Linked DNA regions of Homo sapiens: region 2 is linked to region 1. Evidence: chromatin contacts called from ENCODE Hi-C or POLR2A ChIA-PET data. All regions are on one chromosome and are shown on one strand. Each heading gives the region's core, a stretch centred on a gene start or an enhancer-like site at or near the end of the contact. The rest is flanking DNA. Distances are from core to core; before and after follow the strand shown.

What was found. A loop is a pair of places that touch in the nucleus more often than their neighbours do. ChIA-PET counts read pairs that join two places held with the same protein, here RNA polymerase II (POLR2A). Pooled maps may share reads with other maps.
Region 2: a map of CD14-positive monocyte shows a loop between it and region 1 (4-fold over the local background). The contact joins two enhancer-like sites. A Hi-C loop is called at or near these places in 21 of 168 maps with a recorded cell type or tissue (CD14-positive monocyte, CD4-positive, alpha-beta T cell, Calu3 and 13 more), 14 of 37 single-sample maps with no recorded cell type and 19 of 50 pooled maps. POLR2A ChIA-PET finds 5 or more read pairs at or near these places in 9 of 52 experiments (A549, AG04450, CD4-positive, alpha-beta T cell and 6 more).

The regions. Positions count from the first base shown.
Region 1 is chr7:36,188,225-36,195,296 of GRCh38, reverse strand. All of the region lies in intron 2 of EEPD1 (endonuclease/exonuclease/phosphatase family domain containing 1), which reads right to left. Among named protein-coding and RNA genes, the nearest start is that of EEPD1, 39 kb to the right of the region's middle. Within about 2 kb of position 3,061, at least 7 of the 41 ENCODE cell types and tissues checked have a DNase peak (open chromatin) inside an H3K27ac peak, as active enhancers do; they include gastrocnemius medialis, where a contact is called at or near this core.
Region 2 is chr7:36,287,041-36,293,199 of GRCh38, reverse strand. EEPD1 (endonuclease/exonuclease/phosphatase family domain containing 1) reads right to left here. Exons shown (of 8, transcript NM_030636.3): 6 at 5,423-5,561. Among named protein-coding and RNA genes, the nearest start is that of MATCAP2, 77 kb to the left of the region's middle. RefSeq lists a silencer at 866-1,160. Within about 2 kb of position 1,564, at least 28 of the 41 ENCODE cell types and tissues checked have a DNase peak (open chromatin) inside an H3K27ac peak, as active enhancers do; they include gastrocnemius medialis, where a contact is called at or near this core.

The DNA of each region.
Region 1 (7,072 bases), core at 1,812-4,311:
TGGGTCAGGGAGGCAGGAGTCGCCTCATGTCTCCCATGAGTAAATCCCGCATGCTCCCCCTTCCCCACTTCAGGTCTCAGCATGTGTCTGGTCTCAATGAGCATCCCTCCAAGAAGCCTGTTCCCCTCCCACGTTACTAAGAGTTAACTGCTGGGGAACTCAGAAGGGCGCCCTGCCTCTCCTGTTGTCTGGGACCTTACCAGGTCCCTGCAGAGTGAGCACCCATGACACCTGATCACTACCAGAATACATGAATGAACAAAAGAGGATGTGGATCCAAGAGGGATGGGCTGGAAATTGGAGCTCTGTCTGGGGCATTAGGAAGGATTTCGCAGTTGCAAAGAGAAAGATTTTGGTAGCTTCCAGGTTTGTGAGTATTTGTGTCTAGTAGTTGGTAGATTAGGTGAGGACACATTCAATCACCATTGGAATCAACTAATTATTCCTGGCACACTCAGGGACATATGGATTTCTGATAAAGAAACTGATCCCTCCAAACTAAAGGTTAGGCAAATGAAGATGTGGAGGCCCAATGAAGAACCACCTGCTGCCTCTCCAACCACCTCCCATGGCAGAGCTCCATGATCAATTCCTTCGCTCTTCCGGGTCCAGCCCAGGCCTGGCCTGGGACTCCTCCTAGGTTGTAGAGTCACATCCATGGAAAGCCATATGGGGGGCTTTTTCCCATGAGTGTAAGATCTGAGATGAATGTTCACAAGTTCTAGGGGGATTTGATTCAGAAGACTTAGGTTCTGATACAAGGGAAATGCAGAGGTAACAAGCCTGGGAAGGAAGGGGGCAGGAGGAGGAACCAGGATGGGGAAGTCTTCTGTGCTGCCCCCACCTTAAAAGGAAACACACTCATCTTGGAGAGGGTCACAAGGAAGAGATGGAGTAGGATGCCAGAATTACTTTGGGGTAAAAATCACTAACTCAAATATCCTGCCTCAGGTTGAAACTGGAATTCAATCATTCACTCATTCATCCATTCATTCAAGGATTTCTTCCTCCAACATGTACTTATGGTGCCTGGACCTGGATCTGAAGCTAAAGCTGTTCCCACGGAAGCCCTCAGGGCCTGGGGGATGTGCCAAATGAGAGGACATTCACTGCAAGCAGCATACTACCAAATTCAGTACTGCAGACACCCACATCCTCTTCACCACATGGAACTGGAATTCTGCAGGTCCCTCTCAGATGGACTAGGTCTTCTTTTGGCCTCACAATAGAAGTAGCCATAGTTCTTCTGTGATGAAAAGAACGCAAAATATGGAGTTCAAAGACCACACAAAATAAACCCAGAACCGGCAAGTCCTGGGACTGGTGGGGACCTGCAGGGCTCTGAGGATGCAAATGGGGATAAGAGGCTCCTGAACTCTCAAGATGCTCACATTATGTCCACAGCCTAATTTTACTGTCATCTCTCCCACAGAATGGTGTCAGGGTCCCCCAGGCCCTCCCAGAGGGAGGTGGCAGCCATAAAGAGAGGGCACCAGGATGGGTGTGGCCGCTCTGCCGCTGGCCACCTGCTGACCACGGGACCTGACGGCCTGGGTTTCTGAATTCCTCTTGGAAACATAGCCCTAGGAACATTTTCTTGATCAAGACTGCCCCTCACTGAAGGCCAAACAATACTCGCAGTGTCCACAGGCAGGGCCATCTGAAGGCCGTGGTCCCTGGAGCTTTTCTAGACACAGGACTCTCCTAGGACAGGGGACCCAGCACCTCTGGGCAGCACTCCATCAAAACACAGAAGATACACCCAGAGCCCAGCCCTGGGTGCTTCCCATGGCCTCCCTCTGCCTCTGCCTTCAGGGGACCGCACTCCCCGGGGGACCTCCCAAGGCTGGCATGAAGTGGCTGTTCTCTCCTCATCTAGCTGCATCTCTCCTTTGTCCTCCTGTGTGGCATTCCCTCTGCTCTCTGGCCATACCTCATCCCGCCTTCATTCCTCCCCTCTCCAGGCTCCAGGCTTCTGCACACTCTCCCTCTCGGGAACTCTGCTCTCTGGGCCTCTTCTCCATCTAACTTCTGCTGGTTGGCACTTCCACCTTGGCATTCCTCATCAGTTCTTCTGGGACCCTTCCCTGCCATCCCACTCACCCCAAGATGTGGTGAGCATGCCTGCTGCCAATGTCCACGGAATCCTGTGCCCCCATCATGACGCACTGCTCTGTGCCCGGCTTGCCTCCCCCACTGGGCTGGGGGTTCTTCAGTGCAGACTAGCACCCAGCAGCTTCCAGCTGAGACCATCAGAAGACAGCAGTGAAGAGTCCAGCCCTGAGCTGCCCCTCGCTGCGCATCCCCACTCCAGTGACCAAGCCCCACCCAGGAAACCGACAGAGAAGGGATGCCCTGCACAGCCTTCCACCTGGTCCGGAGATCTGGCCACCACTCATCCTCATGGAGAACATGCAGCCCAACCAGGCTACTGGAGCCAAGGACAGAAGACAGAATGCTTCCCACTCGGATGCTCTGTGTTTCTTGATCCAGAAGGTCTCTAACCGCATTCACGAAAACAACATTTAGTTCTAGTCATGGTCCAAGGAGTACCATTTTTGTTACTTCTTAGATGTTAATCTCATTTTTAAAAAAAATGTAAGGGGAGCTGGGTTATATAATAGGCTATTTCATAACCCAGGTGTGTTGAGTAAGACACAGGCCTTCGCCGGGTAAATTTCTGCGACTTGAGTTACAGGTTGGCTCACTTTGTAACAATACTGCACACTTCTCTGACTGCTGTACTTTTCAATATGTATGTAATTGTTAATTTTTTTTTTTTAAAGAAAGAGAAAGAAGAAATACATGCACACAAAAATAGACAGTGTCACTGTCCTGGAAATTGGACACAAAGAAAGGTGTCTTCCCCAGAGAAGCAGGCAGACAGAACTCCCTGCCCCATCTGGGCATGCTAGTGTTCCCTCTGCTGTTGCTCAGAAACGCATCTGGTGGAGTTTTTCTCCTCAATTCACGTGATACAAGGAGTTTGCTGCATCTGTTCTTCTGCTTTCTTCCCTTTTAAAAATAATTTGTGGTTTGTGTGTTTTTACACAATACAGATTAGCTGGCTGTGGATGCGTCACTGCTCACACGCCATCACTTACGGTGTTTAAAAATAAAAATTGCATCTGCAATGCAAAGCTCATGTGCTCCTCTTTTAGAAAAGGGTGAAGGGCTTGGGTGCCCAGTGCCTTCTTTTAAATTCGACTCAGGCCTCTGTGTGCCTGTGCAGAGCACACAGATGAGACATTTTAACCTATGGGGTTTCGACAACGCGGAAAGAGTCTCGTAAAGACTCTTGTAAAGGCTTAGACTCTTCTAAAGAAGAGCCCCTAATCTTTACCTCCTGAAACTGCCCCTTCAAACTTAAGGGCATGTAGCAGGGGTCTCACAACAGTTTAGGATCCCAGACTCCCACACCAGAAAAGACTGCAGTTCCTGGTCCATGATAGCTCCCTGAGACTAACAGAAATGAGCAATTTCCTAAAATGAAACATGTCCGATCAGACAGCAAGTGCTGCCCGCTGGAATGGTCAGGGCATAAGTCTGCGTTTGTTTTTAGTCCAAAGTGCTGAAGATTTGCACCTCCTGGGATGGCTCAAACTATAACACACCAGGCAGCTGAACACGTCACTGAATCATTCCCAGTCTGAGCCTTCTTCTCTCTTCTTCTGTGTGGGGTGAAATCTCACTGCGGAAAACCAGTTCTAGTTAGCTCCAGCCAGTCCCACCTTTGGTTTCAGCTGTCACAGGGGCCAGATGCGGCAGCCAGGATGATAGCTGCTTCCAAGCTGCCAGGATGACAGCAGCATCACTGGTGGTTCCAGAGTCTACCACAGCATCTCTGCCCCTCTCCTGCACTCTCTTGTTCTATCTGAGCCTCGTCCTCTCCCCTCCCTCTTCCCACCTCTCCAGTGTGCATACACTCTCCTCCATGCTTATCTGTCCAGCTGCTCTGCAAAGGCTTCAGCCTAATTTTCAGTTCTCAACAGAAGCCACTCTGACCTAGGAATGACCAGGCTAACCTATCTACTTGTCCTATTTACTCCCTCTTGTCATTTTAAGCACATGCTCAATTTCAGGACCAGGACCCAAGTCATCCAAGATAACAATGCTTGGCACAAACCAGGACTTCTCAGGAGAATGCTTCCCTGACAGAAATGGGGCACACTTCATGACCTGATACCAGTGTGGTCACTTCTAAGCACCATTTGATTTTATGCCACCTGGCCCAAATGAGCAAATAAAAGTTCCTAAGAGTGGACATAGAAATCATTGTAAGTCTAGAGACCTCTTAAGCCTTTTCTGGGGAAGAGGTCAGTGACCGATAGTGACTTAAGGGAAGGTGGCCTGCAAGAGACCAAAATGAGGAAGGCCGGGCATTCCGGGGGTGCTGGCTGCAAGTCATGCCTGAGCCTGTCCTGAGACACATCCCAGGAAGGATAACGACCCTTACCCCAGGGTGGGCTTCTCCTTTCTAACAGTAACCTGGGATAACCAAGCTACATGCTTTATCCCCAACCTCCCCCACTTTGAAAGAGTCATTTGTTTTATAGCTGTACCTGGATTAGTATTATTTTTGTGTGCCAGGCTTCCACTAGGTATCAGAGACTCAGAGGCCTAAAATAAACCCATTGGAACAAAGGAAGCTGCCAGATGTTTCCCCCTCTGCAAGTCTGCCAAGGTGGCCCCAAGTGCTGGTTATCACTCCCACAGATTCACCTGCATGGTGGCCCATGTCTAAAAATGGACTTGCAGCTTTGAAAAGTCAGGCAAGGACTGTTTCTTGGTCAGGATTATGTTGATTTTTGTCTGATTATGTCACAGGAATGAGAGTGGGGGATAAGACGCAGGAGTCAAATCAAGAGTCAGCCCAAACTGGAATCCATAGTTAGTATCTCACCATGTGTTATATTTGTTTGTTTGAGACAGGGTCTCGCTCTGTTGCCCAGGCTGGAGTGCAGTGGTGCAATCATAGCTCACTGTAGCCTCTGACTCCTGCATTCAAGTGATTCTCCTGTCTCAGCCTCCCAAGTAGCTGGGAATACAGGCATGAACCACCATGCCCAGCTAACTTTAAAATTTGTTGTTGAGACAGGATCTTACTATGTTGCTCAGGCAGGTCTCAAATTCCTGGGCTCAAGTGATCCTCTCATCTTGGCTTCCCAAAGTGTTGGGATTATAGGTGTGAGCCACCACACCCAGCCTTCACTATGTGTTTTGTACATGCCAAGCACCATGCAAAAGGAAACTTCCACGCTTTTCCACATGCCATCAAAATCATGTAATTGTTGTTATTATTATTTTAAGATACAGGCTCTCACTACATTGCCCAGGCTGTCCTCAAACTCCTGGGCTCAAGCGATCCTCCTGCCTCAGCCTCCTAAGTAGCTGAGACTATAGGCACATGCCACTCTGCCTGGTCATGTTATGTATTTTTATTTTATAGATGAGGAAACTGAGGCAAGGCAATGCAAGGCAAAATAATTTGCTTAAAATGTCAGATCCAGTGTCAGACAAAGGAACTGAACCAAATCCATTTGCAGGCCTCTCCTCTTTACCACGGTGTTAAATACCCTCAGCAAGAAAATGGGGGTAGCTCATTTATTGGAAGCTTTCCTTCTCAGGCATCTCTGGGCAGGGACAGGGCCATGTACTTTCTTCTATCCCCATAGCACCTACACCAAGTGGAGCTCTGTACCCAAGGCAGGTGCCCAACAAAAACCCCTTACTGATCAGATTTCAAGATTCTGGTATTCAACAAAATTCTACCTAGAAAAGATAATATGGTCAAAGAACTTCACAAAAGATTTAGGAAAACTAGTATCTATGGATAACATAAAGAAGCTTAACATGTTATACCACAATTTTTGCTCATTTAATAATAATGTTAGTTTTAACATTTCAAGACCAAGTAAAATTATTCACTGATTTGTTTTTCTTAGCATTTGGAATATTTTTAAAATCCCCATTTTTCAACCAGACAAATGTTCTGTCCTTCAGAATTCAGATCAACACTCCTCTCGAAACTTCTGCAAATTGGATTAACCAGTCAGCAAATAGTTTTTGGGGACCACCCTGTGTCAGGCGCTGGATAGTACCCTCCCAGCCCTTGTGTGGGCTCTGCTTGTGTTTTGTGTCCCGTGGGGGCCAGTACAATGAGCAGGGTCTGACACCTACAGACACCAACTGTGGGAGCCCTGACAAAGGGCAGGAATGTCTCAATGGTGCTGGTTACAGCATCAGACTATTCAAAATTTCCACTGTGTCTGTCAAATTGAACCCACGAATGACTCAACTGGTTATCCAGTAAACAGGTATTTTTTAAATGTAGAAATCAATATTCACTAATAACTTATAATAAAGCATTCCCAAATATGAAATTATATCAACCCACAGCAATACTTAAACACTTCCATAATGAAACACCAGAAGTAAGCCATGGGCCTCATAAGCATTCATTTACTCATTTTCTGAGCATATTTAAAAATAAATATCTGTAATTAGCCATTCACATAGTTCAGAGCTCAATTTTTTTTTAATGCAAACCACCCATTTCAGCAGATGACTAGGAATCAGAACAAGAGAAAAAGGATGAAGAATTAATTTTCACCATCTATTTACTTGATGAAGCAAAGGCCCTGATTAAATTTTATTGTTATGGAATTTGATTGTTGATTCATAACCTTTGGGATCACAGGACACCCCCACCCTGCGCCCGCTTCCAACACACAGTAATCCCTGCAGGACCCACCCAGCCTGTGTATCTCCGTTGGTCACAGCGCCGCTGGCTCCAGCCAGCTGCCTCCTGACAGAATGTTTCACACATGCATCAAAGGTCATGACCACAGCACCCAGACTGACCCCAGCACAGAGCCAGAAGGTGCCAGACACACACAATGACCCATGACAATACATCATTATATCTTACTGATGTCAGTGAGAAGAGGAGGTGCCTCTTTCTACCCATTTCTGGCTTCATCATCAAATACAATCATTATTGCTATACTGATTACTAAAAAGGATACATCTTCAAAAATGCTGTAGTACAACTAATAAGGCTTATGGAAAG
Region 2 (6,159 bases), core at 315-2,814, 99 kb before region 1:
TTACCACCACATTTCTAAGTATTTTATATTTTTGATTTTTATTATGAATGGGATCTTTGTTTTATCCCATTATATTTTCTCTAATGGTTATTTTTAAATTTTTTTATTTCCACAGGTTACTAATGATATATATCAAAAGGACTAATTTTTTATTTTAACTTTTTAACTAGGCAGTTTTCTTAATTCTCTTACTGGGAATAATTTTTTTTTTAACTTTAGGTGTAACAAACCAACAATCATATTCTCTGAAAACAGTGACACTTTTGTGTCCTATTCTTCCAAGTCCTCTTTTCGACTTATGAATCCAAATTAGCTAGGAGGAAGAGTGGTCACAGAGGGGCTGAAAATGAAACAAAACCTGACACAGGAGAATATCAGAAAACAGTGGCTCTAGGCCAGGCACAGTGGCTCACACCTGTAATCCCAGCACTTTGGGAGGCTGAGGCAGGGGATCCACTGAGGTCAGGAGTTTGAGACCAGCCTGGCCGACATAGTGAAACCCCATCTCTACTAAAGATGCAAAAATCAGCTGGGCATAGTGGTGGGCGCCTGTAATCCCAGTTACTTGGGAGGCTGAGGCAGGAGAATCGCTTGAACCCGGGAGACAGAGGTTGCAGTGAGCCAACATGGCTCCACTGCACTCCAGCCTCGGCTAGAGTGAGACTCTGTCAAAGAAGAAAAGAAAGAAGAGAAAGAGAAAGAGAAAAAGAGAGAGAAAGAGAGAGAGAGAGAAAGACAAGGAGGGAGGGAGGGAGAGACAGAGAGAGAGAAAGAAAAAGAGAGAAAAAGAAAGAAAAGAAAGAAAGAAAAGAAAAGAAAACAAAACAAAAGAAAAGAAAAGAAAAAAGAAAGAAAGAAAACAGTGGTTCTCGGCCCCGGTTCTAAGAGAAAACAGCTGGATGACTCTGAGTGTGGAATTTGAAGTTTGTCACTTCCCAGCTTCGTGACCTTGGGCAAGCCTTTTAGTCTATAAAAGGGAAAGAACAAGCCATTTCCTCCCAGGTTGGTGTCAGGATTAGAGGAGCCGCCAGAAGCGCCTGGCACGGGGCACTCACATGTAGCGTGGGCCCCCTTCCTGATCAGTTTCCTGATACAGCTTCACAGGTTTGTCAGGGAGAGACACACAGTGGAAGTTAAATATGTGTGCATAAGAACTACAAAGTGATTTCAGGGCCAAGGGGGAAAGGTTTTCTCCTAAAGCATTTTAGACATTTCTCCCACAGTCTGATTTACCCTAGAGGAAGTGGGATAGTTATGAAGTATTTTCCAAGCAAAGCGAGTAGAAATCCTGAAAGAACACTCGCCCCCCAGCTGGGCTCTGCGGGATTCCCCTGGGCTCTGCTTGACCCTTGTTGTCCCACAGCAGGAGGTGGCATTTCTGCCACACCTTGTGAAGGAGGCTTTAGGGAAAGCAGTTCATAAACGAAGTCATAAATGTATCCACGACACTTGGCAAATCTTTTTTTCCTGGCCACGGGTGTGCTTCCGTAATAACAACTGCAGGGAAAGGAATCTGAAGGGAAGCCACTCAGGCCACCACCAGAGGGCGCATGTGCATTGCAGATGGCGCCCTCCTCTAGGAGGAGTGAGGACAATGGGTGGGATGGAAGGAAGCCTCTCCTGCAGGGCCACCCACACCATGGAGAAATCAGTGCCAGCTTGAATAATAGTCATGGCACTGTGCTGACCACTTCCTCGATAGCACCGCACTTAACAGCCACGACCCATGGGGCAGGTGCTGTTACCATCTCCCTTCTGCAGGTACGAAACAGGCTCCCAGAGGTGGGAAGGTTTGTCCAAAGTCACCAGGCCAGGCCTCAAATCCAGGGCTCACCACAAAGGGCTAGGATGGAAGACCACACGGAAGTGGCTGCTGTCCACTGCGACACCAAGTGCATCAGCAGGCACTCAATAAATATGTGAGCAACAGACAAGCGGAACCACAAATGTCCCAGAATTAGGGTGCAGTTTGATTTGGAAAGGAACAAAGAGAAAGATGCTACATTCATTGAATATCAAAGAAAACAAAGTTCCCATATAATGAGGGAGGTTTTCGTTGGGATGCAGGCCTGCAAAGGTCTGGGCTGAAAAAGACAATTCTAAAGCCAGGAGAGACGCTGGTGTCAAGGGTCAATAGAGCCAGCTCTGTGTAGCTTCAGGAGTGACAACGGTTCCCTTTTTGAATGAGCACATCGGATTTCTTACAACTCATGTTCTTCCGATTGAATCCGCGTCGGTGATGACATCAAGGCAGTTGTTGCTTCTGAGAATCCACAGGTAGATGCGCAGGAGCCTGAGTTATCTTCCTAAAAAGCCACCCACCTGGGCTGGGCTCCTTTGTCGCTCCCTTGATTCCCAGCAGTGAGGGGAGAACGTTTTGGGCTGACTTCCTCAGAGAGTCTCTAGATTTATAAAACGCCAATGACAACTACAGGAACCAGTCCCCACTGAGGGACCATCTGCCAAGATGTCAAGAGTTACTACACACCCTGTTTCACTCTTGCTCAGTTCACAGAGGGAGACCCTGTCCCCAAGTCCTGGTGAGGTCTGAGGGAAGAAGGTTCCACTAGGGGACTGGCATATCCCCACTGACGTCAGCCTGCATGCACGTTCCAGACAAAGGCAGAAAGGCCCGGAGCTTGCTAACCACATCGGTTCTGTTTGCTCTGATAGAAGCTGTGGAATGAAGGCTTTGTCTTTGCTTTAGCTGAACCCCTCTGCTGACTTGTCTACCCTTGTTAGACCTGGGCAGGCTGAATTGCTTCCTGAACCCCTGGGTCTGGAGTGTCACCAGTTAATAATTAATTGGGTACTAGTTACAAGCAGGGGACACAGGCAGCATGAGTCATTGTCCCTACTTGGATGAGTCAAGGCCAAGCCAGGCTGTGGGTCAATAGTACCTTGGCAATTTGGAACATAACCTGCCCAAGGTTTTCTGCCAAAATCCTGACTACTCCCTGGATACCAGGGGTGGGGTGGGGGGATGGTGACTGCCTAAGGCTGTCAAAGAAGTTATGAGCTGGCATCTTTCCTTTCTGCTTCCACAAAAAGTTTGAGATCAAGAACAATAGTAATGTCCACAGATGTGACAAGCTATCAAGTTGTCCATTTTACAGATCAGAGTCTAACTATAGGTGGACAATTTCCCACACAGTTGCTTCTTGGATAGAGCATCTTCTGACTGTTTTTAGCCTGAGGACTCATCCTTAAAGTAGAACGTTGGTCACGGCATGTCCTGGTTCAAAAGAAAAGCTGCTGCACATCAATCTTCACAGCAGCGTTGTCACAACAGGACAAAGGTGGAAGCTACCCAAGTGTCTATCAGAAGATGAATGGATAAGCAACAAACTATGGTGGATGGATGCACAGTGGGATATTACTTAGCCTCAAAAAGTGAGGAAATTCTGGCCAGGCGCTGTGGCTCACGCCTGTAATCCCAGCACTTTGGGAGGCCGAGGCGGGCAGATCACGAGGTCAGGAGATTGAGACCATCCTGGCTAACACGGTGAAACCCCGTCTCTACTAAAAATACAAAAAATTAGCCAGGCGCGGTGGCGGGCGCCTATAGTCCCAGCTACTCGGGAGGCTGAGGCAGGAGAATGGCGTGAACCCGGGAGGCGGAGCTTGCAGTGAGCCGAGATCGTGCCTCTGCACTCCAGCCTGGGCGACACACACACACAAAAAAGTGAGGAAATTCTGACACATGCTACAACATGGATGAACCTTGAAGACATTATACTAAGTGAAACAAGCCAGACACAAAAGGACAAATATTATCATTCTACTTATTTGGGGCACCTAGAGTAGTCACAATCACAGAGACAGAAGGTAGAATGCTGGTTGCCAAGGGCTGCAGGGAGGGGCGCATGGGGAGATATCGTTGAATGGGTACCGAGCTTCAGTTTGGAAAGATGAAAAGGTTCTGGAGACGGATGGTGGTAATGTTTGTACAACAATGTCAATACATTAGTAGCACTGACTTGAATATGTAAAATGATTAAAATGGTAAATTTTATGTTACATATATTTTACCACAGTAAAAAATCTTTTTTGTTAGAAATGCAAATTCAAATACATATATACATATATACATACATACATCTTTTGAAATGTGAGCCTACAGTTTGACTGAAATATTTTTGTAGTAAAATCTTCATGAATCTCCCAATTTGAGGGGCCAGTTTAACGAGGAAGTCTTAGAAAGCTAGAGAATATTGGTCCAGACTCAAAAGATAGAAGAGAATTCCAAGCCTCCAACTACAAACTCACCTAGACAAGGTCAGTGTTCTGAAAAATCAAGCCAGATGGATAAGATCACAGTCTTCACAGCCTTGTCAACCTTTTCTTTTGGTAAACCAAGTGCAGAAAACCATCTATATTAGTTGGGGCATAGCCCCCCTTTGTCCTGGAGTTCAGCTCCTTTTTTTTTTTTTTTTAAGAGATGGGGTCTTGCTGTGTTGCCCAGACTGGAGTACAGTGGTGCGATCAAAGCTCACTGCAGCCTCGACTTCCTGGGCTCAAGTGATTCTCCCTCCTCAACCTCCTGAATATCTGGGACTACTGGTGTGTACCACCATGCCCGGCTAATTTTTTTCGTTCTTTGTAGAGACAGGGTCTCACTATGTTGCCCAAGCTGCTCTTGAACTCCTGGGCTCAAGTGATCCTCCCGCCTTGGCCTCCCAAAGTGCTGAGATTACAGGCATGAGCTACCGTGCCTAGCTAGAATTCTGCTCTTTTCAGTGTTCTCTTAATTCTTCTCATGTTTTAGAGTCAACTCGTGTACATGAAGTCCCTACTATGTGCTTGGTATTGCTGCAGACACTGTTACTTAGCCCTCTGGGTACTGCTATGAGATGAGTACTGTCCCCCATCAGATGGGGGCCTGAAGTGGTTTGGTGGCTTGCCTGAGGTCCTACAAGATTAAAATCCAGCATTTCTGACAGGTTCAGGGCTTCTTCAACATGCTCTGTATCCCGCCAGAGAGAAAAACTCAATTCACCAATCATCAGCAATTTACCACTTCCCCTTGTCACCCCCGTCTCTCTTTCACAGGAAGAGCACATGCAAATCTGCAGGCGGCACCACCGGAGTGATGCCCGAGGCAGCTGGTCCCAGGATGAGCTGTCTTCGGGGAAGGGCATCATCACTTATATTCTTCCCCCCTAATCCTTTCTATCTAAATGAGGCTAAAAAGCCACAGAGCTGACAGCTTGGAACGCATATGCTAGGTCCACAGAGGCACAGATGTGGCCGTGCAGGGTCAGCTGGGCTCCATGAGATGCCAGAGGTTTGACTGTCCCCTGTACCCGCGACTCACATTGCTGACAAACAGCCAGCCCAAGTGGTCAGAGATGGCTCAGAAGAGGCAGCCCTGCTGCTCTGCAAAACAGTGGCCGAGTCACAGCAAAAGACAATGTCCTACCTTTCAGGGTTTCCTGTAGGGTCTGTGCAAAGCTCGCCAACCGGTGGCCATCACTGTGATTCTTGCTGGGATTCTCGCTCCCCAGGAGGGTCAGGGCTGCCAGGTGAAGGTTAACAAGGGTCAGGTCGTGACTTCCCACCTAGGCAGCAGGAAACAAAGCAACAGGGAGAGGCTCAGAAGCTCATATTTCCTGTATCCGTTACAACCGACTCATAAATAGCTTTGTGCACAGAGTTGACAATGGTAAACAAGAACAAGGCTGGCTCACACCCCCAGGAAATAATGTAAGGTCTTTCATCTTCGATTTTTCCAAGGCACCTGCAGGAACAAGGCCTATTTTGTTCTACCAGTCCACCCCTAACATCCCACCGCCTACTCCTCACTTAGAGCCTAAAAGATTGGGCATATCTGCATATCTGTAAATGTTTGAGTTTTTTTCTTTCTTTCTAAGCAGTCCTATATAAGAAGGAGGTGGAAGGCCAGGCATGGTGGCTTATGCCTGTAACTCCAGCACTTTTTTTTTTTTTTTTTTTTTTTTTTTGAGAAGGAGTCTCACTCTGTCACCCAGGCTGGGGTGGAGTGGCATGATCTCAGCTCACTGTAACCTCTGCCTCCCGGGTTCAAGTGATTCTCCTGCCTCAGCCTCCCAAGTAGCTGGGATTATAGGTGTGTGCCACCATGCCCAGCTAATTTTTTTATTTTTAGTAGAGACTTCACCATGTTGTCCAGGCTGGTCT